3 separate regions of the Mus musculus genome follow, and regions 1 and 2 are each linked to region 3. The links are chromatin loops, found by intact Hi-C in ENCODE. Cell type or tissue: gastrocnemius. All regions are shown on one strand. Each heading gives the region's core, and the rest is flanking DNA. Links, peaks and the distances in the headings are about the cores only.

Region 1 (10,897 bases), core at 3,525-8,524, 750 kb before region 3:
AAACAACCATCTGTAATTCCAGTTCCACATATATATTATACAGGCATATATGCATGCAAAAATCTATATAATGTTTTAAAAAATATTTTTAAAAAGCTGCTGCAAATGTGATTCAAGGGGTGAGAGTAGATTCTAAGCTGGCTCTCAGCTTAGTAGTGTCATCCGCATGGTACTGGCTTGGAGGTGTGAATGCAAGTGAGGATGTGTTGGGATTCTTCTGTGGCTGTAGAGAGCCACTGCAGCCAGAATATGTGGGACAGAGTTGGAGGGCCTGCAGGAAGGCTCTGAAAGGCCACTGCAGAAAGCTGTGATGGTAGAAAATGCAGTCATTGTATATGGTTTCCACATACCTTTCGGTTACAGTGGAGACCCAGAGATGACGGAGATGCCAGAGCTATGAGACATCTGCCAAAGAGAGCTCTATAGAGGGAGGAGAACCTGCCCAGTACTCAATGCCACTCAAATACTACTCAGAAGTTAAGTATTTTCTCACACTCAAGACAATCTCTTAATTCTGACCATAAAACTTTAAAAATGCTAGTTATATATTTCCAACACACGACGGCACAGAATATACTAAATGATAATATAACATATTATCATTTCAAAAGCTAGGAATGGGAACATAGTGAGGAAACACTGGAACAAAGCCAATCTAAAACCCAGGATGGCAGACTCCAAACCCTGTAACTCCATGTGCTGTGTCTGCAATTTTAGGGTGTTATCTGAGCACTTAAACGTCTGCCTTATATGACTATATTTGAATTCACTTCCCAGGCCTTAATGATTTTTGCAAACCATGTAGTTCTTTCTGGTTTCTGACTAAAAAGGAATATTGTGTGTCTTAGATGGATTTGTGCTGTTATAAGCTATAGTATAGTGATTTCATATGTAAAGTTGAAATGACCTTTTGATTTTAATCACAGTTGACAAATGTGCTTTCTATAGCTGGAAGTTTTTACAACAGTGATCTGAGAAGTTCCTAGAGATACTGAACTGGATTGTGTTGCCCTTAAGGAGACACTGAACTAAGGTTTTACAAGAATATTTACCTGTCTTAAAGATAACTTGTTTTAGAATTCTTTTCTAAAGATAAAAGGAACATTTTCTTCCTTCCTTTCTTCCTTCCTTAAAAAATAAACTAAAATTTTCATTTCAGTGTTCTTTATTGAAGGGCTTAAAAATATTATCTGTTAAGTTTTAGGTGATCTCATTCAAGATCACATTATAGCTTCTAAAATAAAGATAAAGACAAAAATAAAGTGCTTTTAATAGCAATACTAGCAATGTTTAAGAAGCTGTTGGTAGGATATATATTTGCAATAGTATTTTATTAATATACTTATAAATAATTGTTCACTGTGGAAATTTGTACTTGTTTAAAATAAAATATAAGCCATTTCTGTTGTTCAGAATATATTGACTTTATATGTATTTAGTTTACCCCATTAAATTACTACTATACTTAACTTAAGGGTTAAAATAGTACTCAAAGGAATCACTGACTATTAATCTTTACAAAATTGAACTTTTTGGTGCATCTCATAAAATTATTTGTAAATCAGTACCTTAGAAATTATTCTTTTTTAAAAAACTTGGTAAAAGGAATAATTAGGAAATTAAACAGAAAAAAAGTTTTTGTACTATTCACAAAGTTAAAAATATTTATTTACATTTTTCTTTTTTTTTACAGCACCATATTAAACAAAACAGTATCTTGTGCCTGGATTTCTTTACATATTTGCTTAATTTTGCCTTTTTGAGATAAGGACAAGATATACAGTCCTGGCTAGAGTGGAGTTCACACTGTAGATCAGGATGGCTTCCAGTGTGCAGTTCTCCTATTTCTGCCTCTCGAGTGCCAGTGTAGAGGCATGTGCCACCACACCAGGCTTCCTTCATTTACTGTAATGCTTCTAAGATGGTCACACTGAGGAAAACCAGTTGTCTGTTCCTTTTTATTGCTGTGGGTAGATGTACTATGAATTTTAAAACACTCGCACTAGTTAAGAATTTGTGTGATGACAACTCTGGGCTACTATGAATAAAGCTGCTATAAAATTTAGTCAGTCCTTCCTCTAACTCCTCCATTGGGGTCCCTGTGCTTAGTCGGATGATTGGCTGCAAGAATCTGCATCTGTATTGGTCAGGATCTGGCAGAGTCTCTCAGGAGACATCTATATCAGGCTCCTGTCAGCAAGCACTTCTTGGCATCAGCAATAGTGTCTGAGTTTGGTGTCTGCATATGGGATGGATCCCCAAGGACCCAAACCATTCAGGCAGGTCTTTGTGTGTTGTATGCTTTCATTTCTCTGGTAAATACCCCAGAGCGGCATTTTTGGGTCTCAGTGAAAATGTTATGTGGTGGTCATGGAAATGAACCTTTTAGATCACAGGAAAAAAATCAAAACGACTTTTATCTGTTTTAAAAGATCCAAAGCTATGTCTAATTATAGTCTAATTAATTTGAAATGTTGTATTACTCAGGTTAAACATCTTCTCTTATGCTTATTTTCTTCCTATATATCTTTGGAATAGTGTCTGTTCAATACTTTGCCATTTTCCTGTGGATTGATACATACTGCAGAGAGCTCACCATTAGTTATGGGCCTCCTTCCTCTGCCTCACGAGCTAGGATTATAGGTTTAGTTACTTTTTATATACAATGTTCATAACAAGCCAACCTACTATTTATGTGTAATAAGAGCTGCTTTACTGAAGAAAATTAGTAAAGTTATATTCCATACTGCTAAGGATACCATATTGTATTTAAATCTTTGATAATTAACTATATAAAGATGCTGTTTTCACATCAGGCAGAATCAAGCACTGTACTGGGTGGTTTTGTGGTCAACTTGACACAAGCTGGAGTTATCACGGAGAAAGGAGCTTCAGTTGAGGAAATGCCTCCATGAGATCTAGCTGTGGGGCATTTTCTCAATTAGTGATCAAGTGGGGAAAGGCCCCTTGTGGGTGGGACCATCTCTGGGCTGGAAGTCTTGGGTTCTATAAGAAAGCAGGCTGAGCAAGCCAGGGGAAGCAAGCCAGTAAGTAACATCCCTCCATGGCTTCTGCATCAGCTTCTGCTTGAGTTCCAGTCGTGACTTCCTTGATGATGAACAGCAGTATGGAAGTGTAAGCTGAATAAATCCCTTCCTCCCCAACCTGCTTCTTGGTCATGATGTTTGTGCAGGAATAGAAGTCCTGCCTAAGACAAGCACAAACATGAACAGAATTGAGAATGATTATATTTATGTTACATAAATATATAAAACAAATTGAAATGCATAAATACAGTGTTCATTCAAGAATACTACTATTGGGAAAATAATATGTACCTTTAAATTGTCATGCTATGTCTGAGTTCAGTAAGTTAAAATTTTAAAATCACCTTTTTTCTGCATATCAAGATAAAGTTTGCTCATTTCGGTTTTATGTTCCTCCTCTTTGATTTTCATTTCACTTATGAGTTTGGCAATCTTATTCTTATATTCCTAGAAAGTAAAATATACCCACTTTCCATAAAATAGTTATGATTTTTGATAATTAGAAAGGTAAATGTACCAGGTGACATTAATTTTTACATGTAACTGTATCCAATGCTTTTTATTTACTTCCAATTAATTTTTTAGTAGGCACACACAAAATAACAAGCTTCATCACTCACACATATGTATCGCTGTACCTTGCTCATGTGTGTTCTTCCCCTCCCACAACTGGTCCTTTCCCTTTGTCTTCTGCTAAAGAGACCTCTAGATTCTGCATCACTCAATGTGCTTTATTTGGTTTTTCTTCCTCTTTGTGGTCTCAGTGTGGACTATCTGCTACAGGCTCATGTGTCTGGATACCTGGTCACCAGGTGGTGATGCTGTTTTCAGAGGCTGTGGAAACTTTAGGAGGCAAGGCCTTGCTGGAGGAAGTGAGTCACTGTGCATGAGCTTTGAGATTTGATAGCCCGCCTCCATGTTCTGCTTAAACTCTGCTTCCTGACTATGGCTGCGGTGTGGCCGGCTGCCTCATGCTCCTGAGGCTGTGCTTCCTCCTCTGCTGTGATCTGATGGATCCCCTTAAACTGTAAGCCCTCTCTTCTCCCTCTCTTGAACTGTTCCTTGTCAGGTATTTAGCTGCTGCCACAGAAAAGTAAACAATGCACTGCCCACTACCCTCTCTTGTTCTTCCTCCCCACTTTCTTTAGACACCTTTGTCCTCCCCATCATACCACTTCTATTTTTTCACTCTTTCTCTTTCTCTCTCTCTCTCTCTCACACACACACACACACACACTCTCAATACTCACATACCTATACCTCTCTCTCTCTCTCTCTCTCACACACACACACACACACACACTCACTCACTCTCTCACATACTCACCCACCTATACACATAGAGTCACACGCTTATATGCACTCACATACTCACACACACTCACACATACACTCACATTCACACACATACACACTCTCACATATACTCATAAACTTATACACATACACTCACATACTTAAACACACATACACAGACACACTCACACACTTACACACATACGTTCTCACACACTCACACACATTACACACATACACTCTCACACACACAGTTATACACATACACTCTCACACTTACACACATACACTCTCACATATACATTCACGCACTTACAGACACACTCACACACTTACACATATACACATTCTTTCACACATTCACACACATACACGCACTCACATACTTACACACACTCATACACACTCTCACACACTTACTCATTCTCATACACAGTGTGACTTGGAAAGGAGCAGGGAAGAATTAAGGAAGGAGGGGAAAAAGGCAGAGAAAAGAGTGGGGAAGAAGTATCTTAGAGACATTAAGTAATCCTCCAAATCACAGGCAGAATGCTTTTTCTTACTGGTAAAGATTACTCAGAAGTCCCAGGTTGGGCACTAGAACAGGCCAGTGTTTTCTCAAGAGCTCCTCATACAGGAACTTGTCAAGAGAAGATCTTTCAAGCTAAGCCTGTACAGACTAAGCTTCAGTTTTGGAGATCTTTGATATGTTGGCTTTTGGCTATGAGAAAAAGGTGATACAAACCTCCTCACAGAGTAGAGGGATAGGGATTGGCATTTAGTTTGTCTTGTATTTTTGAGCCACTGTGTTATATGTTCTGCAGTTGCTATCACTACACTGTTTCTGAGGGAAAGAACAAAATGTAGCAGAGTTTCAATGGCCCTTGGGTGGAACTAATTTGTGCTCTACGTAAAGTCTCCATTATTTGGATGGTACAATGATTACCGAAATCACAAAGAATACAGACTCACTTCTTTTTTTAGTAAAAGAATTAAATAAAACTATTAACCATCAGAATATGCTCTGAAGTAAGTCTATTAGCACAACTGAAAACCATGTAGCAAAATAATTGCATCTCTTCTTGGTAAAAAGAAATAGTGTGTAAGTGATATTAGAACATTATGTTTTGTAAAAGAGACTATGATTTGCAAAAGTTACTGTCCATTTATTAAAGATTTTTACATGTCTAACATATATATACTACATTTAAGTAATTTTTAGTGATGTTTATTAAAACAACTTGCTTTTCCTTGAACAAATGCTTTTCAAGAGTTTAACTGAACACAATAGCATATAACTCACCTGTTCATGAGATTTTAACTTTTCTTTCATAAAATCAACATTTCTTTTTAGTTGTTCATTTTCATCTGTATACAGATAATCAAGGAATATATTACTAAATAGCAGTTAAAATTATCACGGGGATATTTATAACATTTTTTTTTCCTGAGACAGGGTCTCTCTGTGTAGCCCTGGCTGTCCTGGAACTCACTCTGTAGACCATGCGTGACCTAATTAAGTATGCACCCAACACTGCTATAAACTGGAAATGTAGGAACACAAGAAGTTACTGCTTCTCATAGACCTTACTAAGGTCAGATGCAATAGCTGTATTAGATAAACCTTTTACAGTGTTGCTGTGTTTGAAATAATGTGAGAACATGATTGGGGAAACCTTGGTCATCTTGACACTGGGAAAGGTTAGGGTTAGGGTTAAGGTTAGGGTTCTAGACATAGAGAACGAGGCAGCAGAGGTTGGGTTTGAGGGAAGCACAATCAGAGGCCAGTGTGATGGGTTCCATTGTAATTCTAGCTCGTGGGGCACTGAAGCAGGACTGCTGCAAGTTCTGGGCCGGTTTGGGCTAAATAATAAGTTTCAGGCCAGCTTACACTACAAAATAAGCCTCTGTATATAAACCCAAGGGGCAGGTATGGAATGCCAGGATGGTTCAGTGGACAAAAGCTACCACTTCCAAGCCTAAGGACTTGAGTTAAATTCTAGAACCCACAGGGTGGAAGGAGAAACTGACTTCTGCAAGTTGTCTTCTTTCTTACACACAAGCACCATGTGATATGTTCCCAGTCACCCAAGTTTCCCTTGAGTGAAAAACATACCAATAATAAGAAAATATTTTTAAACAAACAAAACAATATTCCCAGTGTTCTTTCTCCTATGGGCTGGAGACTAAACTTCTAATACATGGACCTTTGGGGCACATTTTATATTCAATCTGCAAGGGGCTACTTCGACCTTTGTGTAATGCTGCTATGAATATTAGTGTACAAAAACTTATGTCTCTGATTTTTATTGCTTTTTGTTCATATCTTGGGGTGGAATTTATGAATCAAATGGTAATTCTATGTTTCATTTTTCTGAGTAATCACCAGTTTGTGGTAACGCTGCATTATATTCCTACCAGCAATACAAATATACCTTGTGTTTTGAGACAGGGTCTCTCACTGGTCTGGAGTTTCCAGGTAGGTCAGGCTAGTTGGCCCCTGGATGAGCCACAGTGATCCACCTGTTTCTGTCTGTCACCAGGGTTGGGTTTTGTAAGTTGGTACTGCCACATGTGGCTCTCTTTTACTTCCTCCCTCCCTTCCTCCTTTGCTCCCCCCACACTCCCTTTTCCTTTCCTTTTCTTCCTTCCCCTTTTTTCTTACTTATTTGAGACATGGTTTCTACAGCTTGTACTCACGTGAGCACACTCACATTCAATCAATCATCTTTCCAGGATCCAAACCATGGTCTTAAGAATGATTTCTCTAACTTACCTTTCAAATTGTGTTGATATTGAACAGTCTGTTGTAGCCCTTTTATCATAGTATGAAGAATAATACATTCTAAAACATAAGATACATTTGTTTGAAAATCTTGATAGAAAGAGCTGAAAGAAAATAATATTCAACTTAAAATTATGTGATCTTACTAAAGCAACCAGACATCTCAAGATGAATTACAATATATAGCATTAGGGCTACTATTGTTACAATGAAACCTGGAGGCAAGAGTTGATGCAGATGCCATGGAGAAGTGCAGCTTATTGGCTTGCTCAGCCTGCTTTCTTATGGAACCCAGGTGTCCAACAGCCCAGGCATGGCACCACCCATAATGAGCTGGGCCCTCCCCCACAGATCACCAATTAAGAAAACACCCTAGAAGCTTGCCTACAGCTTGATCTTCTAGAACCATTTTCTCAAAGGAGTCTCTCTCTCTCTCTCTCTCTCTTTCTCTCTCTCTCTAATATTTTTATTGATTATGTTAGAATTTCACATCACTCACTCCATCATATTCATTTCCTAGTCCTCCCAAGTCCACTCCCCAACTTTATGACTTTCCAACACCAGAAGAGGAAGAGGAGGAGGAGAAAGAGAAGGAACACAACTCCAGTATGGTCAAACTCTCAGTGGCCAGTCCCTTAAAGAAAACAGTCCTTTCCCACCTGCACCACCACCAGAAGCCCTCAATTGTAACACATACACTACAGCATCCTTATTACAACTTTTAAGAGTGTTCTTTGATACTTTCCCTTCTTGTCTACCTCTTCTTCCAGGGGTGTTGGTAGTGGAAGTAGGGGTTCATACTGACACCTTCTATGTCCCTCTTTCTTAACTGTGAGTTTGCAGTCATCGATGCAACTGCCAAAGTAGCTTCCTTTAACCTTAAAGCCAGCCAGGAGCACCAACCACAGACATTTACATGGTCTCCAGTATCAGCATGTGCCACCAACCTCAGCATGGTCTTTAGTGATAGTATTATAGACCACAGGCATCAACATGGGCCTCTGTCCCAGCTTAGACTACAGACACCATCAGAGCCCTAAGTGGCATCACAGGCCAAGCACATCAATACGGCCTCCAGGACAACATGAATCAAGGACACCAACATGGCTTCAGGTGACAACAGACTACAGATATCAACACAGTCCCCTGATGCAGGACCATGAATATCAACATGACCTGAGGTGACTGCACAGGTTACTCACATCGACATGGCCCTGCTGCAGCACAGCCCACATATACCATGGACATCTGCATGATCCTTGGTGGTAACGGGTTTCTTTGTGTAGCTTTTCAGCCCTAGAACTTTCTCTGTAATGCAGGCTGGACTCAAACTCAGAGGTCTGCCTGCCTCTGCCATAGAATGCTGGGATTAAAGTAATGCACCACCCCCTCCCAGCAAGTTTACTCCTCCCTAAAGACTCTGGTTTGTGTCAACTTGATATAAAACTAGCCAGCACAAACAATAAGTACTTTATAATCAACCTTTATGTGAAATGAACCCCAACATTTCGTAATTACTTTTCTAAGGCACCGTACAGTAGAGATTTTCCCATGTGCCTTAGCAATGTTTTTCCTGGAAGCGACTCACATGTGGACATGTCTGGGAATCACAAAAAGTGTTTGCATGCAATGCTTCCAGGAATGCACACACTAAGAAGAGAGAGACAAGTCACAGTAAGGTTGTTCAAAGGTAGAGGGCCACAAAGGTGGAGGGCCACAGCTAGTGAGGAAATATAAGGTGAGGCTTTTGTTACTGCTGAGCAGTTATGTTCTCCTAGATTTGTAACTAAATCCTGGGCAAGAGGAGAGCTGTGAAAGGGTTAAAAACCCAAAACTGTGTTCCAAGACATCAGCTATCTTGGTGCCAGTGTCTTCAAAACAATGCAAAATATTTTCTTCAACCATGATTATTTTGCAAAAGTCCAAAGTCTCACGACTAGCACAAGGGACTACTGTTATGGTCTCTTACCCTTCCCTGCTCTCCTGTCTGTTCCCTCAACCACTCACGCAGCTCTCCGTCACCTTCTCTTCTCTTGTTGCTTTTACTTCCCACTATCAGAATGCTGGTTAAATTACATTTGCTTGGTAGGCATTAGCCGATAACCTGCTTCACATGTTTCTGTGTTAGATGATGTTATAGGAGAGATGTGTTCTGTCAGTACTTCTCTTTCTCGTAATGAACATCACTTATTTGAAGGAATCTAGCAATTAGTGAAATAAGGTAGGTGAAGTTTCCTCAGTAATTAGCAAATGAAATTCACCTTGAAGCTCTTTGCATACTAGTTTTTAAAAAGTATTTTAAAATTTTGAACACAAGATGGCAGGCTCACCACATTTTTCCCCACTAGAAATTAGGTAGCTAAGGAATTCATGAAATACAGTATCATTCAGTGATTTAAGCAAAAGCTTTTCATTATCTTTGCAAACTTAAATCTACATTATCCTTTTGTCCAGAATTTGTTATTCTGTCCTATTAAAAATTTCTCAATTATTAAGCTATTTTTAATAATTTAGTACACCAATATTGATTTTAGTGTAAATTTAGGATCTAGTATTAATTATCAGTTTGTTTATTAGTAATTATTTCATAGAGTAGTTTGAAATAATTAAATGCAATTAAAGCATCACTTCCAGTCTTGGACCTGAAATGTCTCCCAAAGGTTCATGGACTAAAAGTTTGGTTCTTAGCTCATGGAGCCACTGGGAGATTGTAGAAACTTTAAGAGACAGAATCTAACAAGAAGTTAGGTCTAAGAAGTGTCCCACAATGGGAATCTGTGGGACACTTACCTCATGATTAGAATTGGGGCTGTAGAAATGAGAAGTTTACAAATGTAAAGCATAGTTTTCATCGTATCATATGGTATGAAATCACATCATATCACATCACATCACATCACATCACATCGAAGGTGCATGGTGGTAGTACAGTATTAATTTTGATGTCATTGATCCTGTGGCTGAGGTAGAATTTACCCAGTTTGACACCATGTAATTTACATGTTCCACCTTGTTATGCTGTGAGCTTCCCTACAGAACAGGAATTACTTTATGAGTGTGCCTGGAGTCCTGCTCCACCTGTCTGAGGACAAATTATCTACATAAGCCAGTTGGATTCTGCCACACTGGAGAGCTGTTTCTTACTTTATTATTTACTTATGAAAGCAAATTAAGGCTATTTTGTTGATGAAATCACTACAGCTTTGGTCATCGAGAGCTCTTTCAGTTATTTTTGACAGTTCTATTATTATGGGTTTGTTTTTTCATTTCTTTCCCTTCTAAAAAATATTTTTGAGATGAGAAAGTCTCTCTCTCTGTATCTATAGTTGTATTAAAGTCACAATCCTCCTCCTTCAGTCTCCTGAGTGCGGGAATCCTGTAATGTCACACCATACCTGGCCTAATCCTACGTTAACCCGGTTCTTTTTATCAGAGAAAGGTATTAGAAGATAAGATCTAGGGACTGGATCATCCTACTAGGGCCTTTCAGAGACACAGCGAAGATTGTATATGCTCTTCACGGTCAGCTCTGAAAACATATATACATATTTTCTTATGACAACAATTAAAGAATAAAAGAGGCTAAGTATTTGAAAGCAAGCAAGCAGGGATATAGGGGAGGGCTTGGAGGAAGGAACGGGGAGGGGAAATGATATTATAATCAAAAAAGAAGTACCAAATAAAAAAGAAAGTATATGCATATAGTTTTTTTTAAATGTTTCCGCATTTTACTGCTTTCTTTGGGTGTGTGTATACACGTGTATGCATA
Region 2 (10,897 bases), core at 2,571-7,570, 85 kb before region 3:
TGGTATGGCCCAGATCCCGTTATTTCGCGATCCAGGGGAGCTGTTTGTGTTTTTCCACAGGGTCAAGAACACCCAATTTGGGTACCAGAGAGGCTGACGGGAAAATTGCTCCCCCCGACAGAGATATAGATGGTAATAGTTCTGAAAGGACATGTTTTTTAGCAGAGTGTTGGCAGGGTATACTGCTGTGGTTGTGAAACTTCCCACCTTTGTGCCTATAGTCGATTTTGAATTTTTGCCACCTATGCCCATTGGTGCTACTCACTGAGTGATACAATTTGAACCTCTTTTCCTCAAATCTTTGCTTCTATTTGAGAATGAGTTCATTCACCAAGAAATTAGGATAGAGATGGTCAATATTGTCCACAACATAATTACACTTGAGACATATATTATTATCCTCCAAACTCTGATGGATACACTTGTAGCAAAAGCTGTGGCCACATTTTGTCATATATGCCTCCTCAGTCATATCAAAGCAGATGGGACGCTCTCTTATTTAATAGACTTAGTTCAAGAACAGGTTGAAGAACTGTATAAAGTTGTACAAGCTAATTTCTCTCAGTCTCTTGAACAGAGTCACCTCTTATCTGAGTAAAGCGGAGCAGTTGTCCAGAAAGCTGCTCCTCCAGATTGCCAAACTCAACAGCACTCAACTGGACCCTGTCACCTTGGGGGACTTCACCTCCTGTATCACCAATGCCTTCTCATTCTTTAAGGAATGGGCGGGAATGTTGGCCTGGGGGGACAGTGGTCCTCCTGGGTTGTGTCTTTTGTATCTGGCTATTGTGTCGACTCAAACGAGAGCACGCTCAGTATAAGGCAGTGGTGTACCACGCATTGATGGTGATTAAAGATGGTGCATCTCCCAATGTTTAGCTGGCCTCTTTAAAAAAAAAAAAAAATTAAGAGTTCGCCCTAGGTCATCTGGCAGTTGTAGTCACACAGATCCACGGTATCCAGTGATGGGCAACTTTCCTTATGCACAGACCAACCTAAGACATGGGGCCTGGAGGTGATAGGGTAACTCTATGACGGGTAAGGCTGTGACATGAAAGGATCGACTTAAGACAGGAACCGTGGCCAATGGACAGACTTGCCCAGACCTAGTACAGCATCATATTATTAAAAAAAAAGGCGGGGGGGGGGGGAGATGTAGGCAGCCAATGCTTAAAAGATGGCACTGGTTTCCTGTATACCGTCGCTGTAAACAACACAACTGCACAGGTGCTAGCCTGAATCTGGTGCCAACACCTCCAGAGCAGGTGCATGCAAATTAAGGTGCCGGCAGACTGACCAATCCCAGGAGGACACAAAGCTTTTCCCTGTGCTGGGCTGTATATAAGGAGTCCTCCCTGGGTTCCCGGGGTTCCCGTAGCAGCATCGAGGTGTTCCTGCAATAAAGCTGTTGAGATGAATCCGACCGTGTTGTGTCTTCCTTGCCGGAAGAGGTGGGTGCGACATTACACAGCAGGAATGTGTTGGAGATATGGCAGTTAATAAACACAACCACTTCCTTACCACTTCACAGCTTTCAGTTTAGTAGGAGCTGCACTTCTTTGATTCATGTGTGCGTGGCATAAATGTACATATTCTTATTTTGAGGGAGTGGCTCGTCCCTGATGATCCAAGCCTGCTAATATCATTAGCTACCTAAGAGTGGGCCGTACACACATGGATGGCTTTGAGTTTAATTTTATTTAGTTACCCTGGTCCCTGTTTCTGCAGGGCCACAAACCTGAGGTCTCAGCGTACATAAATATTAAAGATAAAATTATAGTGTATCTTACTGACAGGTTGTGTTCTGGTGCTTGGAGAATATGTGTATTTAGCACTGTCAGAATAAACACAGACACATCACTTCATCATAATGAATCTCACAGTCATGGTTTCTCCAGTGTTTAAAGAGATACTATGATGTATGGGTAAAGTAAAAAACTGGGTATATCTAGCAAGAGGTTTCTGTACTATTCCAATTTATGAGGAGGTAAGAGCAATACAGACTTCCTTTTCAACGTTCTTATGGCCTCATGCTGACTAGTGGATTTTAAAGCTCCATATTCTCCTCTAGGCTTAAGTTGTATTTATTTCTATAGCTGGAGTTGCAGGATTATTTCTTTGTTCTTAGATAAAAATGTGAGACCGTATGGAGACTGCTATAGGGAAGCCACCTTCAGAAAATGTACTGTTTAGCTTCAGTCTCATGTTCTTTTGACAAAATACTGAAGTAGGTAAGAAAATTATTATCCATGTTATATCCACTCCCTTTTCTCAACTTCCACTCCTCACACAATTTCCCCACATCTCCTTCTTCCTGCCCAAAGCACACTGTGCCCCGTGTTACAATTTTAGCAACCATGGGATGTGTTGCATCATTGCTTACAAAGGTCAATGCCGCAGCAGCAAGAAGCAGGACTCCTTGTTTCATGCATTCTGCAGCCCTAGAGCCTTAGTTTCTTTTTCTGTTGCCAAGGCAGCCTACAAAAGAAAGCATTTAATTGGGGTTACAGTTTCAGGCAGAGCCCATTAAAGCAGAGCAAAAGTGTGCTGAAGGGAACAGAGAGAGCTCACATCTTGATTCTAAAATAGGGAAGAAAAAAAAAAAACACCAGAAAAGGAAAATTTCTTGAAGCCTGAAGCCCACCAAAGGTGACACACCTCCTCCAACAAGACCACGCCTTCTGATCCTTCCCAACACTTCCACCAACTAGAGAGCACATTCTCAAGCATGTGAGCCTATGGGGGCCAACATCATTCCATTCATCATATGTAAATTCCAAGTGAAGACAATCTCTGGCCAGGGGAAAATTCTCTTTAAAGTGGATTAATAATAATAATGGTACAGAATACACAAAATACAGTCCACAGAACTCAAAAAGCTCAGCAAGATGAAGAATCCAAGTGAGGACACCTCTGTCTCCCAGTCCCACTTGTTAGAGAGAAGAAAGCAATCACAAGTGGGGAGGAAGGGAAGGACCTGGGAGGGAAAGTGAACAGGTTGGAGCATGGGGAATGGAGGAGAGATGGAAACCTGACCTGGTATTGGGTGAGGGAAAAGGACTGAAGCCCTGAGAGCCAGCAGAAAGAATGTATACAGGCAACCTCAGGAAATAGGATGTTTCCCCACCCCCACCCCCCAGAATGCACCAGAGACCTGGGAGGTGAGAGACACAACTCTGATTACATGAGCTGAATCTAGAGATCCCATCATGGAAGGGGAGAGTCAAATTCCCCAAAGTTAATTTCCGACTTCCACAATGCACCCTGTGGTGTGTTCAGACCCATACTTACACACATCATGCACCCACACAGACGTGTGTGTGTGTACAAATAATAATTGATTTAATGGTAAAATCATAAAAATCAAATCTAGATATTTCAATAAAATGTTAAAAGAGCAATGAAGCATGTTTGAGGTCTAAACATATATATGCTCCGAGTCTAACCTCATTCTTTCTCCTCTGTCTCCTTCAACCGTCTGAGAATCACACAAATAAAGTTATGAACTTCATTTCTCGTCTAAAGATATGTCTTAACTCTTTAGCATAGAACAGATTGTTTCAGACTCTGTGACCTATGGAGTCACCCACCATATGATCTCATTCATCCCAACTGGGAAAGTGTTATTAGACGCGTTCTCACGCCCGGCCAGGAAGAACACCACAGACCAGAATCTTCTGCGGCAAAGCTTTATTGCTTACATCTTCAGGAGCAGGAGTGCAAGAAGCAAGAGAGAGAGAAAACGAAACCCCGTCCCTTTTTTAGGAGAGTTATATTTCGCCTAGGACGTGTCACTCCCTGATTGGCTGCAGCCCATCGGCCGAGTTGACGTCACGGGGAAGGCAGAGCACATGGAGTAGAGAACCACCCTCGGCATATGCGCAGATTATTTGTTTACCACTTAGAACACAGCTGTCAGCGCCATCTTGTAACGGCGAATGTGGGCGCGGCTCCCAACAGGAAAGGAGTGTGGGAGGGGAGGGAAGTTCTTTGACAACCCTTTAGACAAAAATTGCCCAAAGTCTACATATGTCTATTGTTAAGACACTTATGTATGATTCCCTTGAGAAGTCTATACTTGTCTTTAGGGGTACTGTACTGTTCCTCAAATTCCCCCTCCTGATTCCTGTGCCTCAATACGGGTTAAAAATCTTTTCTGAACAGACTCCAACTTTGCTTCATATTGAAGCATTCTGAAATTTCTTCCTCCATTAGAGTCAAGAGTCCCTGCTCCACCCGGGTTGAGGTCTCTGAACTCTTCAGACTGCCTTGGCTGGGCAGCACTGAGCTATATCTCCTTCTCGCTCTGCCCGTAGTAACTGGAAGTTCCATGCAAAGGATCTGTATGGATGGTTGTTCCAAAGGAAAAAAAAAGGATTTGTTTTTATGACTGGAAACTGTGCTTGTTTTAAAACAAAATTTTGGCCAGATGTAGTGGGGCACACCTTTAATTCTAGCACTTGGGAGTCAGAGGCAGGCAGATCTCTTAAGTTCCAGGCCAACCTGGTCTACATGATGAGTTCTAGGACAGCTGGAACTATACAGGGAGACCTGTCTCAAAAAACAAAACAAACAAATCAAAAATACAAAACAAAAATATTGTCTTCCTCTTTATTATTTCTATGATTAACATGCAGAAATTATAAGGCAAAGACTCACAGCTCAGGAGAGGAGGCCCTGTATAACAAGTTCTCGGAAAGTAAAACTAATATTCTACGGGGTGATGTGATCACCTTAAGGGCCTTCACACATCTGAATACGCCATACGAGGATTTAAAGATGGACAAAGCTGGCAACAACCTGTGTAGATTAGCCCGACTTGTGGAACAGTTCACATGAAACGAGGAAAGCAAATACCCAGACTCGGGAGCCAGATACAGACTGCCGGTAAAAACGACATCAGTGTGACAGAGTGGGATTTAATCATCTTCCTCTAGAAGAGGGCTACCCTGCTGGCAGAGGTGCTGAGAATAAGTCTGCCCCACCGAAGACGAGGTCCGGCTATGATGAACTAAATAAAGGTCGGACCTTGGAGATGGGAGCTGTACCTATTATGCAAAACGTGAGGACTTGAACTGTGGAGGTTTAGGGGAAGCAACAGGGAGAGAAAATGTAAATGTCAGAAATAAAATTTCCACAAACATGAAGAAAACTGAAACCAAGATACGCAGACCCCTATCCTCCTACTCGTTTACCTTGATTGTGGATGCTGAAATGCATCCACTACTAAGTGTGGGTGCTGACGCAGGATGGCCACGAGTTAAAGTGCAGGCCAGCCAGAAGGTTGTACAATGAGACTCTGCCTTGAATAAACACATACATAAATAATCAAACAAATAAGTTATTAACAAAACCACACACAGATAAAGAATATACAAAACCTGCGCAGCAGCAGAGAAACAGAAGAGGGCGCCAGAAAGCTAAGAAAGGTAGTTTGTGCTCATTCCTCCCTTTTTGCCACTTAGAGCTAGCCTAGAAAGCACTAGGTACTCAAATGAAAGGAAACTAAAAACTCTGCATTCACATAAGTTACTGTAATCAAAAATACCAAGTGAAGAGCAAAACATTTCAGATGAGGAGAATTATTGCAAAACAATTTAGGCAATCAAATGAAATATCCTTAACCAAGCATTTGCAGGGATTTAAAGAGTCTGAAAAAAATATATAACTCAAAGTTAAACTAGAAATTTGAAAAAACACAAAATAATGTGAAATGAGACTTTACTGAACTCTGGGACCAAATATAAACTATTACCTCAGAACTGATGACTAAGTTGGAACATATTTAAGATAACACAGGCCAGATCAAGAATATAATAACAAGAACAATAACAAAAATGTAATCACAAGAACAGTACAAACATGGAAAACATAAAAAGACACACTATTCTATGAGTTGTATTACATGTTTGTTTGCAACATAAATTGATATTATAACACAATAGGAAATAAGTTAACCTTGAACATAGATTAACAGAAAGGCAATGGCAGCATATATAAAACAGTAAATATAATAAAATAGTATGTGCTAATTTTACAGACAAATAAAAACAGACTTAACCAACCCTTTTAAAAATTGTAAATTGGCTTACAAAACAAAACTAAACCCTACTATACTATACCTAACATACTCATTTTAAATATTTCAATTCAGAAAGGCTCACTCTAAACATATAAATAAGAGTCTACTAATTTCATTAATGATTTTTTTCATGAGGAAAATTTCAAATTTAAAAATATTAAACAAGACCAAAATTTTACTTCATAAATCTGAAAGGCCTAATTTACTAAAATGAGTGGTTATGGATATTCACTTAATAACACAGACACCATCTTAGTAAGTCAGGTACAGAAGATCCCAATATTATCACAATTGTTAAAAAGTTGCATTGGAAGAGCCTTTTTTCTACTCACTGATTCCCTCGTCTGTATATAGTAACAGTTCCACTTTCTGGAAGTCTAGGGATAGTAGAGGGATATTTTTCAGAATTTAAGAACAGTCTTCTGATAATGGTGGCATAAGGAGTTTATGCACTTCTTATGTCAAAATAGGGTAAGACAAAAACAGATCATCCTCGATCTGTAGCATTGGTTCTTAGAACCAAGAGTTAGAGGGTAAGAATTCCATAGCCAGTATTAAATGTAATGGCATGGGCATTTTTCTATTAAAGATATTTCAGAGAAGTATAGAAGTTGGATTAGTAAGTTAAACTAGACTCAACACTTTTGTATTTTCTTCAACCAAGATACACAGAAAAGCACAAACAAAATATAGTAATTAGAAGGTAATTCTTCAATGTACTTCGATACAAGATTGATACAGTAAATCATGCTTTAAAAAATTAAATATTTAGCTAGCAAATTTTTGCTCTAATTAAAATATTTATGATATTCTAATGAGGAGACACTGAAAATCTCCCAGATGACTTCATCTAATCTTGTCTCTTAAAATGAATAGAATTTGTATAGCCGAGTTTTCTAGTGAGCAAAGAAATAACATTTGATAACAGCAGTATTCTAATTCCCTGAATGTCACAAACACTAAACAAACTCTTTTAGAGAACTTTTCACATCAGGCACTGTCTTGAGTACTTCAAAATGCTTATTTTTTTGAATCTCTTAAGAACCATATGAGGTAGATGCTGTAACTGTTTCTGTTGACTTTATATTGAAGAAAATTTGGAAACATAGAAGCAAAGAAATTTGCCTAAGAGTACAAAACCAGGACTTTAAGTTGTGGTCCCACCCTTGATGGTTAGAACAGGCAATGTTCCATATAGGTACACTTGTTAGAGCCCTCAACCACTCCTCAGTTACTAATGCTGTTTAAGGAGATTATAGATGTTTGAGGAGGAAACACATCAGTGCAGATGGGCTTTGAGGGTCTATGGCCCTGTCCCATTTCCAATTCACTGTCTCTTATTTCTGGGTATGGTTGAAGATGTGATTTCTAGGGTTCCTACTCTGGCCACCTGTTGCCATGCCTCCCCTGCCATTAGGGAACTGTCTCTGGAACTCTGAGCCAAAATAAACACTTTCGTCATGGTGTTTGGTTCTGGTGTTTCATTGCAGCAACCAAGAGTAACTAATGCACCACTCCAAACTGATTTAAATGTCTATGCAGGCAATGACTACATTATCTGTCACTAACAGAGTGAAGTGGAAAAAGAAACAAAATAATTTCTTGAGGCTTTAGCAACAGTCTGAGCCCATATATTATACAAACCTGCTTAGTACTAATTCTGAAGGTCAGGGTTGTAAAGGTGACATAAGTCCCATCACAGAGAGAGAAAGACAGAAGGATCATCACACTGTGCAGTAAATATGAAATAATGATAACTATAGGGGAAAATGAGAGTACAGAAAATGTTTCACAAGATATAATTGTGCTCACTAATTAAATAATCATAGTGAAGCTACTGTACGTAGACACCACATTAGGAAATGCTTTAATAAATGAGTCTCGAAATTTTCATCACATGGTGCCTAAGAGACACTATAAAAGCCAGAAAGAGGCTCAACTAAGACAAAGAAGGTCACAAGACAGCACTGTATCAACAAGACAAAAGGAATAAAAACATTCTTTTCTCTTAATCCATTGAAGAGCAGTTGGTGAAATGTAAGACAGAAAACAAAGCAATAAGAACACCTCTTTACTTTAAGCCAGAACAACAATAGATGCAAAGAAGTCTAAATCACATGAGTTCTTGTGTGACTAAAACCCAATCTGCTTTCTTGGGGCCAATAGTGTATTTGTATATAAGTGGATGCAATATTAGCCTAGAAGCAGGTAGGAACACCCACCCACCACCACTCCCCCCTGCCCCCTCCTCCTGGGAAGAGAATAAAAATAGTACTGCCTCTTCTGATGACAATAAGATGAGCCTAGTGGGTTGGTTGCAAATAAAAGACATAAAGTGGGGAAACTAATCACTCTGCCTAACAACTCTCCCTGCAAAGGAATTCTGCTAAGAGGAAGGGGAGGGGGAAGCAAAGCAAAACAAAACAAAACAAAACACCCAGGAACTTCTCAAAGGCTTAGGCTTGGGGAATCCTCCAAAAAGGCACAAAGCAGAAAGCAGAAACACACAGGCAACAAAGGTCTCTCTAGGTGAAGGAATCAAAGCAATCAGTTCCTTGACTGCTGGATGCTAGGGACTTGCATAAAAGGAAAGAAGAGACATAAGCCAATATGAGCCACACGTAAACAAACAGAAGTCTCAGCTCCAAATGAGCTGGGCCCATCAAGAAACTGGAAAGATGACCCTTCTCTGCAGCTGGCTCATGAAAAGGGGACCATGGGTGAGCTTGCTTCAAAAAGAAAATACAGAAATTACGTAGTTCGAAGTTTAATATTCTTTTTTGAAGTGCCCTTTAAAATGAGGCACATGAAATAGATGGGAAATGTAGCCTCAAATAAAAGGTGGACAGGATGGCAGGTAGAAATACTATGGTAATAAAAATTAGCAGAAAAATGCTAAGAGCCAAATGAAAAAAACTAAATACAAAAATATTACTGAGGTTCTTAAAAGTTAACAGATGCAGTAGGAAAATGTAGGAGAAAATGTAGGAGAAAAAAAGGTGTGGGGGGAGAAGAAGTTCATCTAGGGCATCAATAAATAATGGCAGCATTTCTTCCTGAGACGATGAGAATAATCTCATGATGATTAGCTTAATAGTTACCTGTAGGCTTAGATTCTTCAAAACCTACTTTAATAAGGGTTCGTAAATGCTTTAATCTTCCTTCTAGCCCATTACCCACCAGAGGTATTGGGAAAGAAAGGTTATTATGATTCGGGGGAGTGGACCTGTTTGGAAGTAGTTCTTTGGAGCAAATCCAATCTGCATTGTCAGGAAATTAACAGTTCAGCTCACACAAATCAGGAGTCAGCAACTGCAGATCAGTCCAGAAGAAGCATGGAGGCTCTGTTGTATGTTGTTCAAAAGTAGTTCCTTGGGGGAGATTTTAATCTCCAATTGTGGGGATGCCACCAGTCAAGTTCAGTAGCACAACCCAGCAAAAAGCCCAATTGGCACAAGTCATCAGGAGTGACCAGGACCAACAGGGCTGCCAGCAGTAGTTCTGTGCTGTACCTCTCTCAGCAAAATGAAGGTGTGTGACCAATGAAGCATTGCAAAACTAGCTATACAAGCCTCTCCCATCTCTGTCACTGTCCACTGAGTCCTATTTATAGCCCTTCTAAACATCACGTGTCCTCCCGTGCTACTCACACTCCAGGCTTGGCAGGCTGAGAGGCCTGGAAGCGCTCACGAGGCAAAGAGTTTCACGGAAACTCACCTCCTGGAGCTTTGGCGTTCTCAATAACCCATATACTCATACCCTATCCCCACGTTAGTCTGGTGTATGGACCCACGTGCTCTCTTTTAGTATTATCTTATAAGTGCCTTTTAAGATTGAATTCTGAAATAGCTAAGCCTTCGCCAGTGTTCCAACATCCCAGAAAGTCCTTGAGCTGACCATGGGCTTGGAATTCAGTAAGAATGTTGGCTATTCAGTGACATTCAGAATTGCCTCTGGTATTACACTATCACTTAGAATAAAAGCCAAGTTGCTCCCATATACAGGAATTTACAATGGTTTAGGAAGTAGATCAGGCTGTGGTTTTAGAGTATTGCATTATTCATGAGATGGTTAGCTAGAGCAGAACTCCCTAATTAGAACCATGACTTGGGTGTGAAAGCCCTTGCCCTAGGAGTGTAAAGACCTTACACCTGGCTTCTAAGACTATGGCTGGCCTTAGATAGAGCTGACTTTGTCTCAGTTGTTTTATTGTTCAGTTCCTGCCAGTCTTTGTGTGTACATTCTGCTGTTTAGTGTAAGAGTCATTAAGCATCCGGTAACCTCATTTGTACCTTGCTGATGTGTCACCTAACTTCCCTATTTTCTTCTGTATAAAAAGTTTGATGCTCAATTTGACAAATTACATTCAGATTCTACACAATCTCCTGTGTGCATCTCTCTGTCATTCAATTCCTGCCAACTCCTTGCCCACCTGTGACCAGAGACCCATTCCACACAGACAAAGGGACCCAGAGGGTCTGCGGCACTCACGAGGGTCTTAGCAAGATACCACGTTGAGTCCTCTTAGTAAAATCTCCATGTGAGTCTGTATCAGCTGACATATCCAGAAATTTCTACTTCTCTCTGGCAATCAGGAGTCCACAGAAGTGGCAAAAAGCCACCAGAACATTCCCAGAAGGTTTTGGGTGCATTTCTTTCTATGTAGTCACTTGCAAACAGTAACCAGTAAGAAATAGCAAGGCACACCAATACCATCCAGCATTGCCCATCGTCTGTTGGACTATATTTATTTTCCTTCTTAACATCACACATGCTTTCACATGTCTGCATTGACAAAACCTCCTTTCACCTGTA
Region 3 (10,897 bases), core at 3,660-8,659:
TATATCTCTTATCCCATCCCTTTCTCTGAGGAAGTAAAACCAACCTTTACAGTCAAAGCCTTTCCAATGGTTTCTGGTGATAACTAATGTTGGGAAACACTGAGATCCAGTTAGTGACTGACGGCTGTTTATTGCGTTGATAAGGTATAGCTGTGTTTTTGCAGTATTATATGTTTTTTTTTCTTTTATTAAGAATGGTGCAAACATCTTGAAAGAACATTACATGGCACACATTGCTTCCTTTTGTACTTTACAGGTTTTGGGCTGTGTGGTATTCCAGAGAATCTTATAGGAGCTTTACTGAAGACTGGAGTAAAAGATCTAACTGCAGTCAGCAACAATGCAGGGTGAGTGGACTTCTAGGGTGAAATGCCTAGCTAGAAAGAAATGCCAGCCTTAAGATAATGTTGAACAGTTTATCAGCGATCAGGGATGAGACCCCTAATATATTATTCAGTATCAAGTAGTCAGCCCTAAACACATGTATACCCAAGAAACACCAACTAAACTCAATAGGATCTGCCTGCCTGCCTGCCTGCCTGCCTGTCTGTCTGTCTGTCTGTCTGTCTCTATGTATCAATGTATCTATGTATCTATGTATGTATGTATGTATGTATGTATGTATGTATCTATCTATCTATCTATCTATCTATCTATCTATCTATCTATCTATCTATCTATGTACCATCTGTCTGTCTGCATCTATCTATCTATCTATCTATCTATCTATCTATCTACCTACCTACCTATCATCTATCTATCATCTGTCTGTCTGTCTGTCTGTCTATCATCTATCTGCAACAGTTACAGAAGAAGAGACCATGAATCCAAGAGAGAGTTGAGGGAGGGGAAGGGAAAAAGGAAGGGAAAAAATGGATTGTGGGAGTTGGAAATAGTGTTAATAATGTACTCATATATAAAACTATAAAAATACTAAAAATCTATCAGTAAAGTTACATTTGCCTCCACTTTTAAGAGTAATATGTTCAGTGACCAAAAGGTAGCTGGATATAGTAGCACATGATTAGAATCCCATCACTAAGGGGACAGGGGGAAGGTAATAAAGAGATCAGTACCAGCATGATCTCTGTGCCAAGCAGTGAGATCCCTTCTCAAAAAACAGAAAAGTGGGTAGTGAGGGCAAGAATGAAGTTACTTGTTTTTATTTTTGTTTCCTAACCTGTAGTACTGTGATTGAACTTAGGTCCTTGGACATGTTAGGCAAGTGAGTCACCTCTGGGCTATATCTCCAATCTCCTTTTCTCACTTTTGATTTTGATATAAGGGCTCACTATATTGCCAGGCTGGCCCTGGGCTTTCTCTGTAGCCCAGGGAGATCTTCAAGTGATGAGTTTCCTGATGTAGCCTGCGAAGTAGGCGGAGCTGCACCATCTGGCCCAGCAAGGTCACACTTATTCCTGTAGTTTTGATGCCACATCTCATAATCTTAAGTGAAGGGGCTTTGCTTTACCTTCTATAAATATGTAAATTAATGGTTGATGTCTTTATCTGATGAGCTTTTATTTTTTAAATATTGTAAAATATATTGTAAGAATAAAAAAATTTTCTTTGAAGTTTTTCCTTATGTTCTTTGTATTAGAGGCTAATATGTATAAAACAAGAAGGACATTGATTTGAAATCTGTTCCAAGTTCTTTCTTTTGGTTATATCTTTACTCCAGAGGCCATATGAAGACATACATTGATCATGAAGAATGTTGTTGGTCTTGATTGGACGTGAAGGGCATGCTGTCAACTTAGCAGTAGGATTGTAAATCAAATGGTCATAATAAGCCATTGTTTTAAAAAGGCATGCACATGTTGGTACACTTGTGTATGTCAGAAAAAGCTATTTGTAGGCAAAACAGTTAGCTATCTAACCCGTTCCAACAAATGGATGAAAGAATTTAATTATCTTAAGATGTTTAAAAATGTAACTGAATTGGCAGTTTTGCTTATTAGCATAAAGGCTTTGAGAATAAACAGTGCAGATTTTCTTGGAAGCCGGTGATGGTAAGAGCTCATTTGGAAAGAGCTCATCTTATGGAAGGATCTGTAGAAATCTCTTTCAAAGTTCAGGACACTTAACCTTGTGTTGTGTGTGTGACACTTTTCATGAGGAAATGTGAGCAAATGTCTCCCCAAGTTGGATAGAGATCAGAAGGTAGACCATGGCAATTAATGATACCACTGGCATCTAGCTTGGAGAATCCATGAGTTTATTGGAGTTATTTACAGGAATATGGGCAGGGATTACTTATCAGAGCATAGACCATTCAAAGGCATTTGTGTCACGGAAAGTTTACTCTATCATGGGTGATGGACCCATGAAAACTGCTACCGTGGAGCTATCTTCCTGACTTACAGGGATCCTGAGAGGTTGGAAAGTCTTCTCCACAGTTCTTAGTACTTATATAACCTTGGGGTAGAACGGGACTTGTGAATCTGGTAAGTTTCAGGGACTCTCTGAGATTTGTTAGTTGTTTTTGTTGTTTGTTTGTTTTTAAAAATTCCCAAGAGTCTTAACAGTCTCGCAATGTTTCAGTTAAAAGGAAATGACTACCAAACACTTTTGTATGAGAGAGTGACTGTTGGCCTTGGTGACATAAACACTGCTTTAGGTTCACACTTCTGAATATTTTGATATGTTGACAAAAAGGTTGAAAAGGCTGAGAATTCATTGATTTTTTTTTGGATGACCTTCAGATTATAAGCCAGTGTGAACCAAAAGTTTCATAGTAAACTATCTGTCAACCATTTAACTCAAAGCCAGTGGCAAAACGGGCATGTCATGGAGTCCATGTTACTTTTTTCTTGACAATATTATTTTGGGTTATAGATATAAAAGAGTGGGATATAGAAGATTCCCTGCTTACTTGGAGGTTCATTGGTTAATTCACTTAGTTACTATGTAAGTATGTATGCTTCTGACTTCTTATGTATCATATGAATCAGGATTAGGAGAATTTTGAGGGTATAATGAGGAGCCCCTCCCTCAAAATAAAAATTCTAGTTGTGTGCCAGGCTCTTCAAACCCGGAGTTAAATGCAAGTGGACTCTGCTTTGCTGTATGCCTTGTTTTATTTCTAGAGTGGCTGCTCTGACCTCATTGAGCAGATACTGGCCACGTTGTCTTGACTGTGAGCACTCTTTAGGGCTTTGTTATTTTGTTTGGGAAGGGCCAATGATGTCCTGTGATGTGTGCTTGTGTTTATGTGCTTAGCTCATGAAAGACTTTATTTGCATCATGGGATCGAACCTTACAGCCACACATAATGTTTTTCTTTTATTGTTATACTTCTGATACTATCAGGGTAATTATAAATTATATGATTGAGATGAAAATGTGTTCCTAAATGAAAGCAAAGGAAGTAAGATTTCCCCAATACTTACGTTTTTAAAATAATTATTTCCAGTAAGTGAAATTTTAGAAAGTAGATATTTAAGAGAGTATTTTGGGTTTTTTTTCTCTCCTTGAGACAGGGGTTCTTTGTATAGACCTGGCTGTCCTAGAACTGGCTCTGTAGACCAAGACCTGGCTGTCCTAGAACTGGCTCTGTAGACCAGGTTGCCCTTGAACTCAGAGAGATATGTCTGCTTCTGCCTCTGGAGTTTTGGGTTTCGTGGTACCACACACATGGCTTCAAGAGGTTAAATTTCAGATTCAGAAATTAAATATTTTCAGAAGATGGATGTCTTTTGTGCAGTGTCACATTAACAGATCTCCACAGATTTTTGGCTTTAGAGTTCTTTTAACCACTAAAATGTCCAATCCTACAAAATTCAGAGCTTTCTTTCTTTAGGTATTCTAGAGAAATGTTGGCTTCTGGAAGTAAGCAGTACAATCTGTTGGAAACTCCATCAGCATCACCCTCAGTATTGAGAGCACAGAGCCCACTAGCATCACCCTCAGTATCGAGGAGCAGAGAAAGAAAGAAAGGAAGGAAGGAAGGAAGGAAGAAAGAAAGAAAGAAAGAAAGAAAGAAAGAAAGAAAGAAAGAAAGAAAGAAAGAAAGAATCACCCTTAGTACCAAAGAGCACAGAGGCTCTTTCATGCTTCTTTCTCTATTAGAAATGGCATGTCCCCATTTGCCCTGGGGTTCACATCTTTGGTCTTTGTATCATGAGCCATTAGGTGTTAGGGATATAGCTTACTTATTATTTTATTTTTATCATCCATGATGATACTATTACATCAGACAAATGTGTTCTCTGAGGTCATGCATTAGAGACACTGCAGAAAGACACACTCTGTTTGTAAGCGACTAATAGACTTTTCAAGGCCTAAGCACTGTTCTTTATCTGTTCCAGTTGTTGAGAATCTTAGGCATTGCCTTGTTGCTATGCCAGGAGACTAGTCTAAAACAAAGCAAAGGCCAAATACATAGTCAGCCCCAGAGCCAAGATCAGCAAATACAGAAGGTAATCTTTAAATAGAGCCAAAATGTGTAATGTGTTGCAAAAATATACAGAAACAGAGAGGTGTGAAAGAGTGGTCAGAAAACTTCCAAGTAATGAATGACCTACTGTGTTTGGGTTTTTAAAATGGACTCTGTAGGCTTAGAGGGAGCTTCAGACATTTAAAATTACAGAAACCAAATGGGCTTTTTTCTGATTGTGATTTTATTAGTCATAGCTCAGTATATTATCCCTGGTAGCTGAGGAGTTTACCAAAGGTACTCCTTTAAAAGGACAGATTATAGTGGCACGAAAGCAGCATGACCCTTAAATAACCCTGTAGACAATAACAGAAGGGTACTGTTGTCACTGGTGTGTGCCTGGAGGCCTTACGAGAGCCAGCATTTAGTGGTTTTATACATAGAAGGTGGGGAAGAGAGCGTGAGTATTACTGATCCTGCCATCACTGTTCTCTGGCCCCTAATCTCTCTGATAGTGCCTTCCCTAGGCTCACCCCAAGCAGCAGGCAGTGGCCAGAGAGCTTCTTGGTTCATGGTGGATGTTGGCCACCCTGGCTACTGAACTGACTGGAAGCTAGCACTGGACCCAGAGGGACATGTAGGGAATACAGAGTGACTGAGCTGGTCAGCTTTGATGTCACCCATCATTCACTGAAGGACTGTTTGGACTGGATGAGGGCACAGGCAGGGGATCCTGTAGGGCTGAAAGCTAGCTGAGAGCGAGCAAGGATCCCTGAGGGATTCCCTTTCTGCTCTTGACTGTGATCGGGATAGTTTAATGTCCTGCCTTGTCTTTCCTGCGATGGGGGACCATTGCCCGCCTGGAATTCTAAGCTAAACGCATGCTTCCCCCTGCCCTTTGTCAGGCTGCTTAGTCACAGGATAGTTCATTTCTGTTCCAGAAGCTCTGGCTGGAAGGGGCATGTGAAATGCAGCAATACATTCTTTTGACAAGTGCTCACCAAGTATTTCTGCAGTCACCTTTATTTGTCATATAGCTGACAGGTGCTTGGGATGCAGAAGTGAAAGAGAAAACAGAAAACAAAACCAAAACACACTACCACTACCACCACGACCACCCCTTTCCTCCTCCTCCTCTTCCTCCATCCCTCCCCTCCCTCCCCCCCAGCACCAGCAGGGTATGACCTGTCACAGACCTTCTGTTCTATTTGGGAAAGACAGATAATAGGTAGTCAACATAAAAATGGGCAAATTTTCTGATACATTGGAAAGCTGTGTAACATGGGGTAAAAAAAGGAAGCAAGTAAGCAAGAGGATTGGGAACCAAGTAGGGAGGCTGCTGTCAGCAATCAGTGGTGTAATCAGGATGATGCTAAGGTCGCCTCTGAGCCCACACTTGAAGGATGTGAGAGAGGAGCCAGCCGTGCAGAGAATAGTTTCAGAGACAGGAAAAGGCCCTTGGGGAAGCATGTCTGGCAGGACCTGGGGAGCTGAAGGGACAACAGAGAGGCAGAGAAGTGACAGAAGACTAGCCCAGCAGGAATGATGTCAGAGACAGAGAAGGCGTGCAATTGGCAGGCTTTGCCTGCTGCTCTAGAGCACTTTGCTTTATTCCGAATGAAGGCTACCTTTGCAGAGTGGTGGCCCTTTCTACTTCTATGTTTTATAAAGTGTTATTTGGCTGCCATATTCAAAGTAGATTGTAGGGGCAGAAGCAGAAGAAGCAGATGAAGCAGATGAGGTTGCCCTAAAAGATGGTACCAGGTAGAACGGGGAGCAAGAAACGGTTTGATGCCTAAACAGGTTGTGGAGATAGACTTGGTGGGTGGAGAGTTAAAGATCACTCCTCTAGGTTTCTTTCTGCCCATCTCTAGGAGGGAGCTGCTGAGCTCTGCTGCGCACCAGGCTGCTGAAAGAAGCTAAGTTAGGAGGGGGAATTGCTAACGTCAAGCAGGGCCTGAGTCTCAGGAGCAGGTTAGAGGAAGGGTGCTTGAGGAAGGGCGTGGAAGAAAGAGAAGGAGGAAGAGGAAGGAGAAAGAAAACCAGAAGAGAGAAAGAACAGAAAACTTTACTCACTAAGAAGACAGTATCTCCGGCACCTGGAGCCCTCTAGTGGACAAGTATGTTATTAACCCATAAGGCTGTTTCCCCCTTTAAAGAAGTTTTCAAAGTAGGAAACTATGGGGTGGGGGTTTGCTTACTGTCTTCTGTACTTAGGGGAAGATTGGGTAGATGAGAAGCCACAGCCCTGCCACTTCCCCTCTTTGCCCTGGGTGAGGTGAAGTCGATCTTGTGTGTGATCTCCTTCACGGACTTCATTGGAACCTGTTAACGGAAACTGCACCAGGAAGGGAAAGGAAATGCTGCTTAGCCTTTAATTTTCTTTTATAGAGAGAGAGTGAGAGAGAGTGAGCGAGAGAGAGCAAGAGTGAGAGTGAGAGAGAGCGAGAGAGAGCGAGAGAGAGACAGAGAGAGAGAAAAGAAAGAGAGAGAGAGAAAGAAAGAGAATGTAAATTGTATAGGTATTTTTATGCCTCTGGTGGGTAGGAAGCACAGATTTCTGAATGATTAACAGTTTCTCGTTAACTGTAGGCCTCGAGGGATGTGGTGTGCAGGATGCTGTGGGGAGGGGAAGAGCAAGCCTACAGATCATGAAGGAGCCCTGTGAATCGGAATGGGCACTGGTGAGCCTGTTAACAGAACATAGGCAAGTGGTCGTTGAAAGAAATGCTAGTAGTTTGTCCCACAGGCTGCCATACTTAACACCTTTGCATGTTAAACATGTGGGATGTTGCTAGGGGCCATTGGATTAATAACCCCAGTTCACTCTTCTGTTAGGTCCCGTGTGTCTGTGCCAGGCAGCTCAGCTGGATGAACCGTCTCCCCAGTGTCTCTTGATTGAGCGACCCCCCTCTTCTCCATTGCTGCCGCCTCCACCTTAGTTCAGACGCTCACCGTCTTTGACCTTTCGCTGATCTCCCTGCCTTTGATGGGGTTTTCAGAATCCATGGTATAGCCTGTCTCCTGTCAGCTGAATTGCCATCTAATCGCCTGCCATCTTCTGTCCTTCAGGATGAAGTCCCTCCAGGCAGATCACAATCAGGCCTTCCTCCCACTCCTGCCTCTAGTCCACATGCTGTTCCTTCTGAGCCCTGAGCAAGATGCCTCCTGCCTCAGGATCTCCATCTCTGACCTTGTTCTCAAACAGTGTTTTCTTTGGATTCTGTGTATTTTCACCTCTGTACAACCTTTTCCCCTTGCTAGACTTTCTCCACCCCCTTCTCCATCTGTGGTCCTTGATCTTCTGTGTTCCCATCATGTATTCTAAAGACATCACTTAACACATCCCTCCCCTCTGCTGCAATTACAGGCTTCCTGTTTATTTCCTCGGAACTCTCAGGTCTACACAGGGACAGGCATAAGCCTTCTCTGGGCTGTAGCCACACAGGCTGACATCCCTTCTCTAGGGTGGAATAAGCACTCAGTCTGGGCTTGCTGGATGAGTGAGTTGTGCAGACCACACAGCCCAGCAGAACGTGAATGTGGCCCTCAAGAGGAGGAAATACAGGCCGCTGTTTCTAAGAAGATTTCACAGTCAATCTCATTGCAGTTTTTCACATAATTTATTTTTTTATTCATATTACATCCCAGTCGGAGCCCCCCTTCCTCTTCTTCTCCTAGTCCTGTCCTTAGAAATCCCTCCACCCATTGTCCCCTCCCCACTTCTCTTCAGAGGGTTCCCACCTTGGGACTCTCATGGCAGTTTTATCCTTTAAAAAAAACTGTAGATACCTAATATAGAGTGATATAGAAAACTGACCCTACATAGATGTACCAAAGGGACTTTACAAGCTGAGTGGCCATGTAGCCAACACCTGTACAAAGAACACAGGACAGGATCAGTCTCCGGAAAACTCACTTCCTAATGCCTGCAGTCACTTCAGTCACTGGGAAGTTGTCCCCCTGCCCCATCTACATTATGGACACTTTGGACCACACACGTTAATCCTGTCAAAGTCTGAAGCCCTCGTAAAGGAAGTGATTCAACATGCACACGTTTGTGAATAGCTTTTTTTACTCAGTGTTCTGTCTAAGTCTGTCCGTGGTGGCTAGTGCAGGTCCACTGTGCAGTCTCGTTGCTGTATCTGACTGAGTTGTCTGGATAAACTATAACTTATCTATTCTGTGGATGGGCAGGTGGGAGGCTCTCATTTTGCCTGTAATGGGCACTGTGTTGAAGGATGTATTATATATGTTGTCTAGTGAGCATTAAGTATGAATTCTGGTTTGGTAGAGACATGAGAGGAAATGATGATTCAGTAGCATAAGGATGACTGTTTTCAGGGTTGTTGTTGTTGTTGTTATTATTATTATTATTATTATTAGTGTCAGAGTATTATTTTTTCAATGCTAACAGTGTCCCAATGCCACTCCCTAAAGTGGTCGGTATACATTCATCTTAGCACACGAGAAAAATCCTTGTGTTTCATGCCCTTGCCAACTGACATGTTTTTTTTCTGTTTATAAATCATTCCTTTGTTGTCTAGATTATACAATCATATCTTTGTTATATAATCCTATTTATTTGTTGTTATCAGTATGATTTTCACTGCCAAAAATATTTGATCCTTAAAAGTAGTTTTCTATAGCCAGCCCTTGGCAGGTTGAGGTAGGAGGGTCCTATGTCCCCAGCTGATGTGGATTACATAGTGAGACTGCCCCAGACAGACATACCAACCTGCAAAGTTTGTTTTCTCTCTCTCATTGCCTAGTGAAGTTCCAGAACCTTTGAGTAGGAGGGAAGCTTCCATTCAATAATTCGTCTATCTTATAACAGAAATTGTGCTTTAAAATGTAGGTACACCATATACAGTTACCAAACCCAGACACTATTGTGGATACCAACAAATGCTTGCTGACAGGAGCCTGATATGGCTGTCTCCTGAGAGACTCTGCCAGTGCCTGACAAATACAGAGGTGAATGCACACAGCCATCCATTGGACTGAGCACAGGATCTCCAATAGAGGAGTTAGAGAAAGGACCCAAGGAGATGAAGGGGTTTGCAGCCCCATAGGAGGAACAACAATGTGAACCAACCAGACTCCCCAGAGCTCCCAGTGACTAAACAACCAACCAAAGTGTACACATGGAGGGACCTATGGCTCCAGCTGCAGATGTAGCAGAGGGTGCTTTGGGGGTCATCATTGATAAGAGAGGCCCTTGGTGTTGTGAAGGGCCCAAGTGTAGGGGAATGCCAGGACAGGGAAGCAGGAGGGGGTGGGTTAGTGAGGGGGGGGGTAGGGAAGGAATGGGATAGGGGCTTTTTGGAGGGGAAATGAGGAAAGGGGATAAAATTTGAAATGTAAATAATGAGAATATCTAATAAAAATGTAGGTACATTTTTTCTTTGAAAATATGATAGAAATAAAGAAGAAATATATTCATCTGGAGATATAGTACTTGCTTCATATCTAAGAATAATCTGAGTTCTTTAGAGTATTAAACCGAAATATATGTATTGTAAGAGACATAGGATTCATTTTGCTACCTGCAGTCTTTTTGTTTGAGAGGATTGAGAACATTCAAGTATGTAACTCTTGTTAGGTAAATGTCTGTGATATAGGACAAATGTTCTTAGACTTATGTATAATGTGGGTCATATTTCAATGAGTGTGCGCATCTTTATCTTAACTCGAGACCCGTACCTTCCAGCTGGACACAGAAAGCCTCTGCACAGCGCTTTGGGGTGTTTTCGAAGCATCTTTGTTACGTTCTCTCTCAAGTCCACTTTGCAGTAGGAGAAAGAATAAACGTGTTCTGGAGCTATGGGATGGATGTGGGCTGGAGAGCAATAGCTCTGCCCTTTACTCTCTGAGATCTTGAGGAGGGGGATTTGAGATAGGATTTTACTGCATAGCGCTGACTGACCTGGAACTCATCTGAAGACCAGGCTGGCCTCAACCCCAGAGCTCCACCTGCCTCTGTCTCCCAGGTGCTCGGATCTCTGTCAGCTTTTTAAGCTGTACTCTCCCCACCTGTAAAATAAGGACATCGAGCAGCCTTGTGAGGTCTTGCAGTGGTGAGGGGTGGAAGGAAAATGTGAATAGAATTTTTTAGATTTCTTTTCCTCCAAAGTATTAAATTTCACATCTTAAAAAAACCAAAAACCAAACAAACAAACAAAACCCAAGATATTAACAGTGTTCTGTCAGACAGTCTCATGGTTATCAATTCCCTTCCTCTCCTTTTAGGGTTGACAACTTCGGCCTGGGCCTTTTACTTCGATCCAAGCAGATAAAACGAATGATCTCCTCATATGTGGGAGAAAATGCAGAATTTGAGCGACAGTTCCTTTCTGGTGAATTAGAAGTAGAGCTGACACCTCAGGTAAGGAAGTCTCTCTGCGGTTGTTTCACAGTGCTGGTTTATAGAAAACTTCCATTTTTCTTTCTTAAATTTTTGTTGTTGTTTAAGACAGAGAGATGGTATTTGGTCCAACCAAGAAATTTTGTGTCTAG

The links. Peaks named below come from ENCODE experiments on the same cell type or tissue, not always from the same donor. Only the 100,000 strongest peaks of a DNase experiment are listed, where the experiment ranks them.
Region 1: it touches region 3 in a loop (4-fold over the local background); 11 of 42 quality-filtered maps call a loop at or near these places.
Region 2: a loop joins it to region 3, with 9 times the contacts of the local background. A loop is called at or near these places in 19 of 42 quality-filtered maps.

What each region holds. Positions count from the first base shown.
Region 1 is chr15:3,286,734-3,297,630 of GRCm38, forward strand. It overlaps Ccdc152 (coiled-coil domain containing 152), which reads right to left. Exons shown (of 9, transcript NM_001166063.3): 4 at 7,120-7,188; 5 at 5,647-5,711; 6 at 3,392-3,494. Among named protein-coding and RNA genes, the nearest start is that of Gm41254, 6.5 kb to the right of the region's middle. In gastrocnemius, for the core only: no CTCF peak of the experiment used is centred there; no DNase peak of the experiment used is centred there.
Region 2 is chr15:3,952,772-3,963,668 of GRCm38, forward strand. It overlaps Fbxo4 (F-box protein 4), which reads right to left. Exons shown (of 7, transcript NM_134099.2): 7 at 10,793-10,897. Among named protein-coding and RNA genes, the nearest start is that of Fbxo4, 21 kb to the right of the region's middle. In gastrocnemius, for the core only: a CTCF peak has its summit at 5,398 (motif pointing right); a DNase peak (open chromatin) is centred at 5,402.
Region 3 is chr15:4,036,835-4,047,731 of GRCm38, forward strand. Oxct1 (3-oxoacid CoA transferase 1) reads left to right here. Exons shown (of 17, transcript NM_024188.6): 3 at 257-347; 4 at 10,631-10,766. Among named protein-coding and RNA genes, the nearest start is that of BC037032, 15 kb to the left of the region's middle. In gastrocnemius, for the core only: a CTCF peak has its summit at 6,495 (motif pointing left); no DNase peak of the experiment used is centred there; H3K4me3 peaks cover 513 bases; H3K27ac peaks cover 278 bases.